Regions from separate parts of the Homo sapiens genome. Here region 1 is linked to region 2. A link is a contact called in ENCODE Hi-C data. All regions are on one chromosome and are shown on one strand. The core of a region is the stretch at or near the end of the contact, and the rest is flanking DNA. Distances in the headings are between cores, read along the strand shown. Region 1 overlaps AFDN (afadin, adherens junction formation factor). Region 2 holds the start of RAMACL (RNA guanine-7 methyltransferase activating subunit like).

The links. Hi-C counts contacts between places; a loop is a spot of excess contacts on that map. Pooled maps may share reads with other maps.
Region 1: a loop to region 2 is called in a pooled map, with 7 times the contacts of the local background. The contact joins the enhancer-like site here to the promoter of RAMACL in region 2. A Hi-C loop is called at or near these places in 2 of 37 single-sample maps with no recorded cell type and 4 of 50 pooled maps.

What each region holds. Positions count from the first base shown.
Region 1 is chr6:167,831,649-167,835,620 of GRCh38, reverse strand. All of the region lies in intron 1 of AFDN (afadin, adherens junction formation factor), which reads right to left. Among named protein-coding and RNA genes, the nearest start is that of AFDN, 6.7 kb to the right of the region's middle. Within about 2 kb of position 2,625, at least 4 of the 41 ENCODE cell types and tissues checked have a DNase peak (open chromatin) inside an H3K27ac peak, as active enhancers do.
Region 2 is chr6:166,584,750-166,588,480 of GRCh38, reverse strand. It overlaps RAMACL (RNA guanine-7 methyltransferase activating subunit like), which reads left to right and starts at 1,803. Exons shown (of 1, transcript NM_001395999.1): 1 at 1,803-3,731. The coding sequence starts at 2,004. The coding sequence ends at 2,360. The region is part of intron 1 of RPS6KA2 (ribosomal protein S6 kinase A2); the gene reads left to right. RefSeq lists a silencer at 1,461-1,600.

The DNA of each region.
Region 1 (3,972 bases), core at 1,376-3,875, 1.2 Mb before region 2:
ACCATGCAAACTTTTTTAAAAAGCCAGTTTCACTTAAGAATGTCTTTGGTACAACAGAAAAAAATGACTGATTTCCTTGAAAATTGAGTACGTTTCTTTGTTCAATTATGTGCCAAAATGGGAGGCATACATAAAGCCCTTCTGCATACCACAGCTTGACAGCTGTCTCAAAAAAAAAGTATATGAGCAATTGTTTAAGTTGTGAATTGAATTAGTCACTTCTTTCATGGAACACCATTTTTTTACTTGAAAGAACAACTATGCTTATTTAGGCTTAGATATTTGACAGACATTTTGTCAAAAATGAATAACGCAAGCTTATCTCTTCAAGTGCTGCCTATGACAGTGATGTCAATAATAAAATTTGAGCTCTGAAATGAAAATTTTTTAAAAACTTGTATCCACTACTGAGAGTTTGAGAGCTTCCCTATACTTACAATTTTTCTGATGAGATCAGTGGTGATATTAACAAAGGTTAACATTTTGTTATTGTTTAAGGAAATTTATCAACATTTAGTAGATCTGCATAACTCAGTGAATCAATATTTTCCTAATAATCAACAAGAGGGAAGAAAATCACACGTGAGTAAAAGAACCATTCAAAGTGCAAGGCAGACAAATGTTTTTCTTTTTTGAGATGGGGTCTCACTCTGTCACCCAGGCTGCAGTGCAGTGCAGTGGCTCCTTCATAGGTCACTGCAGCCTTGACCTCCTGGGCTCAAGCAATCGTCCTGCCTCAGCCTCCCAAGAAGCTGGGAACACAGGTATGTGCCACCCTGCTTGTTAATTTTTTTTTAAATTTTGGTAGAGACGGGACCTCACTGTGTTGCCCAGACTGGTCACAAACTTTTGGGCTCAAGCAATACTCCTGCCTTGGCCTCCCAAACTGCTGGGATTACAGGGATAAGCCACTGTATAGAGTATGAAAAGTATTTAAAAGAATCTTCCAAAGGAGGACAGCAGAAATGAAAATAAAGTAAGTTCAAACTAGAATCCTTGACACAACTGGTTTTATTCCCAATGCCTCTTAAAAAGAATCGTTCCATGGGTGGCAGGAGGGGTGTTTTCATGGTGTGATGCACCGTGACTTGTTATTCAAGATGTAGTCCAGTGTTCCATCTATCACGTTTTATACCTTTCGAAAAAAAAAAAAAAAAAAAAAACCGAAACAACAACAACAACAAAAATCATTCCAATTAATGGCATTCACAGCAACCTGGATGGGACTGGAGACTATATTCTAAGTGAAGTAACTCAAGAATGGAAAACCAAACATATGTTCTCGCTCCTAAGTGCGAGCACTTATGAGGATACAAAGGCCTAAGAATGACACAATGGACTTCGGGGACTCGGGGAAAAGGGTGGGAAGAGGATGAGAGATAAAAGACTACTAACTGGGTTCAGTGTACACTGCTAGGGTGATGGATGCACTAAAATCTCACAAATCACCACTAAAGAACTTACTCAAGTAACCATATACCTCTTGTTCCCCAAAAACCTACAGAAATAAAAAATTTAAAAAAAAATTCCAAGTTTTTCCCAATGAAATTAATGTAAAAAGTGTAATGTAATGTAACCTAATAACTCATTAAAAAGCTCGTGTAAAATCATATTATTGAAAAACAAATGTTCTTTGCAACCTATGTAAAATCATGGTATACTGTATGAGCATCTAGGAGTCTGCAGCACTCAGAAGTTTATTTGGATAATAATAACAATATTTAAAATAACATATTTGAAAGATATGTCCTCAATCTATGAATTTTATACTAAGCATGTTTATAAGAGATTATAAAACTTAAAAATACAATGTTTTTAAAACAGTGGATAGTGTCTGAGAGTGACCATATTGTTACTCCCATTTCATTTTCTCTACTTAACATACAGAACCGAAGTCAAAGAGGAGGAGGGAAACTGGCAACCTCAAAGCTCAGTACCAAAAGCTGGTTAACAGTGAAAAAATTGACAGAATTTTTGTTGGTTCTCCTATAAAAAAATCAGGAACTAGAATAATAAGTAGACCACAATGGAAAGTACCACTATGAGCAAACAAGAATAAAGAGAAAGCAAATTCTTGGAAGAACCAAAAGTTTTAAGTCTGCAAAGAGCAGAAACCGCCTGATTTTCCTTTAATAGAACATGTATGAACTCAAGCAAGAGAACTTGCTAGGATTCTGAATAGAACAGCCCACTGCACCACTCAGCCAATAAAACACCCCCCAAACAACAAACAAATGAGCATTTTTTTCACGGATCATAATGTTGGGTCAACCTTTCTTCTATTCTGAAAATCAAAGGCACTTTCAGGTGGAGTTTTAGGAGGCAAGGCACGACTTCCTAATTTGGAAACAACCTATCCTGCTGTTGTTACTATAGTCAGTGGCAGAGCTAGACTAGAGCTAGCCTCAACTGCAATATGTACTTTTCAGCCTGCTTCCACCCTACCGAAGAGGAAGATGGTTTTTAAAACACCCACAAAAAAGTCTGAATATTCTGTGAAAATGGTCTTGTCCTGTCAGCCTAGGTCAGTCAGGCACTAATAAACTTCAGGAAGTTTGAAACTGCAGAAACTGAAAAAACAGTGCCAGCAAGTCCAACCTGTTCATACCTAGAGTTAAAGGAGACAACTCCAGTTTATGGCTGTTGTCCTGGTATAATTATTAATAGTGCCCACTTGTACTCACAGGGTTCCACATAGCCACTCTAACTACAAAGGAGTGACGCTTACAAGGTAAAGCAAGTTGTGTATATTCAGCCTAAAAACACAGCAAAGTGTAAACATGTGCAACCAAGGTTGACATTGCTTATTTTCTGTAAGCCATACAATTTTAACATTAAATTTCTTGTGAGCAAAAGCACAAAAATTTTGGCTCTTTTCCAGCCATAGTAAACTATTCCATTTCAGTTCCTCAAAAGAGTTTCACTCATGACATACATGCATAAATTTGTAAGTATAAAACTTCAAATTATCCTTTTTGGAAATACACTGGGAAAATACCTTCCTGCTTGTATTTGAACCACCTCTCTATATGCTTATTCTCACTTTATTAAGCACATTCACTTTCTAAATTAAATTCTAATATGGTTTTGGTCAATCACATATGTCAAAATGATTAGTGAATTTTATGTTCTTATGGTTGCTAGAATAAAATCTCAACCAGATGACTTCAGCTAGGCAAAGATCTCCCTTGCCACCTCTCAGCCTGCTTTAGCCCAGTTACACACAACGAGAAATGTTCAGAAAAATCTTCTACTCATTAACAAAGACGGTACAATTCTTAGAACACGCACACTCCTGCTATGAACTCCCACATAGAGAGACACGAACTGGAAGCCCACCGGTAGATTTTTCAGGCCCTATCAGCACATCAGCGTTAGCCAACTCCGACATGCCCAGAACTGGTTAAAGGGTCTGTGGGATTTGGCACACTGCTCAGTATCCAACTTACAAGTGTAAATGTAGGTCAGACAGATACATTTGATCTCTGTCTTAAGTATCTACAAGGTGAATGGGTATATCCTATATACTATCAGCCAGAAAACTAACAGAAATAGCAAACATTTGAACAACAGCAGAAATCAAGACTCAATCTAACCTGAAAATAATTTTCAAATGAGTTCAGTCTCATATGTTCAATAACTGCTACCTGCATATACATTTTATTTATAATAAAGAAACATGTTTATATCAAAATAAATGCTATCCTACTTATTAGTACACACTGTCTGACATTACACCAAAATTCAAGTCTGGTAAAACTGTTTATAAACAAATTAGTCTATGCTACCAGATTAACCAACACCTAGAAATAATGCTTTATACACTACAATTGCTCAATCAAATCCTTAATGACAATCATAAACGTTTCTTAAGCTTCTCACCAATTTGGTATCATATCCTAATCATTTATGATCCCTGTTTTTCAAGAATATGAAAGACCCACTTCTGCTAGTCTGCCACTATTAATTTAA
Region 2 (3,731 bases), core at 554-3,053:
GGGATGTCGTGTGCCCAAGAGGAGTCCCCTAAGACCCCCAGTTCAGGTGCATGATGCTCTGTGTGGCTAGGGCCTGTGGAATCCAGTTCAGCCACCCCTCATTTTTTCTGCAGAAAGCCACCCCTGCAGCAACTCGCTGGCCCCACCTGGAAATTATAATTTAGGCCTGTGAGCAGCTGCACACACTCATAGGCTGTTTCTTTGCAGAGATTTGATTCTGCTGTCCACCTGCTGAATGTGAAGCTGACTTTGTGGAGGTCCTTGTTCCTCTTTTTAAACCACACTCAGGGAGCAGTGGAGGGTGAGGGCCCTGGGATGGAGCTGAGCTCCTGCCTTGTTTACTTCAGACCCCAGCACAGTGTGTACATTGGGGAGCAAAACGAAGGTCCCCTGTTTCTTGGAAAGAAGTTCACTTTTAGTTCATGATACGAGAATTCTCTAACCATCACTGGGGTCTCAATTTTCATTCATTTTATGCTGCATATTTTGCATTCAGATGTGATAAGCCAAACAGATAAAAAACAAAATAAATTCACTGTTGTGGCTGGAACCTGAGTGAGTGAGGAGGGCGCAGGGTCTCACTCTCACCTCCTCGGGGTTCTTCCCCACAGGGCAGAGAGCGCACAGTCCCGGAAAGTCCTGCCATGAATGACAGCAGCCAGCAGGAAGTCAGACTCTACCCACTGTGCTAGTGAGGCCAGACGGCTAGTTTCAGCGCCTTCAGCTGTGGCTTTTCAGAGACGTGGGCCCTTCATCTTCTACTTCTGAATCCACTTATATATTTTACATTTTTGTGTGTGTATATATATATATAATATTTATTTTATGCTGGTTTGCTTTTTTTTTTCCAATGGCAGACTTCAAAAAGGGCAGACTCGTTCAAGAAAGATGTTATATCACTGCATGAGATATTCAGGAAGAACTAAAGTGTTATTTTTGAGAACCCACTCTATGCCAGGTACTGTTCTGGGAGTTTTACATGCGTGGGTTCATTTATTTCTCACAACCACTAATCCAGGTAGGACCCCCTCATTCTACATAGGAGGGAACTGAGGCCAAGGACGGGTGAGGAGCTTGTCTGATGCCACACAATTAGAGTGACGGTGATTAGAACTGATTTTGATGGTACATTTCTCTTGTACTTATGAAAAGCAGATACGAATCTCTAGTCTGTGCTTATCTCATCTTTCTTGCCTCCCTCTGTCCCATGCCAGTGTCCAACCAAGCCTTTCTTGGGCCTGTAGGGCTCTGACCCAGGGTCTCTGGACTGTGCACTCTTGTGTTTCAGGAAAATATTTCCCTGAGTTCATAAAAGAAAAATTATTTCTTCCTTATGTGTTAGTCTAATGTCAGGGTTCCTGATGACTGGCCACTTTGCTTCCACATGGGGATTTGGGGGACCCAGGCTTCTTCTTTGTAGCTCCACCAGCCCTAAGGGCCTGCAGTTAGCTGTGGGGGGAAAGAGACTATGAAAGAAGCACCTGCTTCTTTAAGGTACACCATCCAGACACACTCCATTGGCCAGGGCTAGTCACATGACCACACCTGCCTGCAAGGAGGGCTGGGTAATGTAGTCCCCACTGGGAGGCAGCTGAGGGGAGCCCCAGTCTATGGCAGGAGCAGAGATTTCTGAAAGCTGTTGGCTCCCTCTGCCCTGGAGGTAATGCTGAAATTTGACTTTGTGTATAACTGATGTGTGTTACCTTTGTCATGTCTTCAGAATAAACTGTGGTCATTCTTTTTCTTTCCTCCTCTGGTATATATATGGACTAGTTCATGGGCCTTATTAAAAGACTTGTTTGGAGAGGAAGGCGCTCGGTTACATTGGAGAACTGGAGTGGTCTGGAGTTCCACGGTGTAGTGGACCAGAGGCCACCTCTCCTGGGCTTCTCAGTGTCTCGCCGGCGGGGTTCGGCCTGAGCTGGATAGACATAGCCCTTGGCGGATTTAAACAACCTAAACATTAAGCAATACAGCTGCCTCAAACCTTTGGGATTTTCAGAATGACTGACACTGCCGAAGCTGTTCCAAATTTTGAAGAGATGTTTGCTAGTAGATTCACAGAAAATGACAAGGAGTATCAGGAATACCTGAAACGCCCTCCTGAGTCTCCTCCAATTGTTGAGGAATGGAATAGCAGAGCTGGTGGGAACCAAAGAAACAGAGGCAATCGGTTGCAAGACAACAGACAGTTCAGAGGCAGGGACAACAGATGGGGGTGGCCAAGTGACAATCGATCCAATCAGTGGCATGGACGATCCTGGGGTAACAACTACCCGCAACACAGACAAGAACCTTACTATCCCCAGCAATATGGACATTATGGTTACAACCAGCGGCCTCCTTACGGTTACTACTGATAGAAATGTTGGCAGCTTTTAGTAAAAGCATTTACTCTGTTACCATGAGAAAAGTTTGGGTGTCTTCTGTTGGTCATAGTTTTACATCTGATTTTACAGAATGGATTATTGATTTTTTGGAAGTTGAGACTTTAAAAAAAATAGATCTTACTTGCGAAATGCGATGGTTGCTGGGAATACCTGAAACTGTGGATTATATTGCTTGACTTCTACCTCAGAATCTTCTTTGTTTCATGACTTAATAGTGCTTTAAGTTTGGTATATTATTTGACCTCTAGGAATTCTTTGTTTTACACAGAAATAAAAATTTTAAAATAGAAAATGCTTTTACTTTGTAAGGTAAGAGAGTATCCATATGCTTAGATGTGCTCGTTTCTAAAATTCTAGAGGTTGATATAATCAGCTCATGAATGCACAGCTATGCTTTTTGTGATAGATTGTACATAACATCAGCAGTTGAAAGGTAAAACAATTGCTTTTTTTTTTTTTTGCATTTGTTAAGTGACTATGGTACTTTGTGATTCCTTAATCTATAGATGAGTCAGCTCCACACTTGAGTCTCTTTTTAGAGGGAAATCAGTAATAAAGCTGTAAAATAAGGAAAAAAAAAAAAAAAAAAAAAGACTTGTTTGATGTCATGTTTGAGATTTTCTCTTTAACCTTAAAAGATCAGCCTGGACAATTGCACACAATTATAAGTAAATGTGAAAATTAGGTTCTGTAATTAGGATGGCAGTAAACATAGTGGAGAACCATAACTAATCAATACAGACATGTCAGCAATCCTCGATTCCTTAATCTTCAAGAGAAAAAAAGTCATAATGAAGAAGCTAAAGTTGCTGAAGATGTGAGACTGAAAGTCCATCCCAGCGAGGACGGCTTCGTTTCCCAGCCCCGAGTCACTCACTACCTCTTTTTCACGTAGCCAGAGCTGCATCTTTTTTCATGTATTTCAGGGCATTCTGGCTAGAAGGAAAAATGTGTTACTTATGATCTTCTTTTGAAACTCGAGCTTCCTGCACCCCACATCGTTGTAGCAACATCGTCACCACACGTGTGCTCAGCACTCAGAGGTGCAAAGATGACCAAGAAGCTCTCGGGTTTTCTCACACTAGTTGCTACAGCAGAAATCTGCTGTGTGTTTTGAGACATCTTGGGAATGACACACCAATGTGCCACCCCCTCGGGATCTTAAAATAGGTCCAGATTGAATCTTTAGCTAATGTTGTTATTGTAAACCCTGAGTTCCACCAAATGTTTCTGAGTTTCTGGACCAATATTGCATTTCAAATAGATCAATCATGGTCTCTCCATGAGAAATGAATTCTATTGGAACGCTTTCTGAGCTCACAGCTCCTCAACGTATTTACT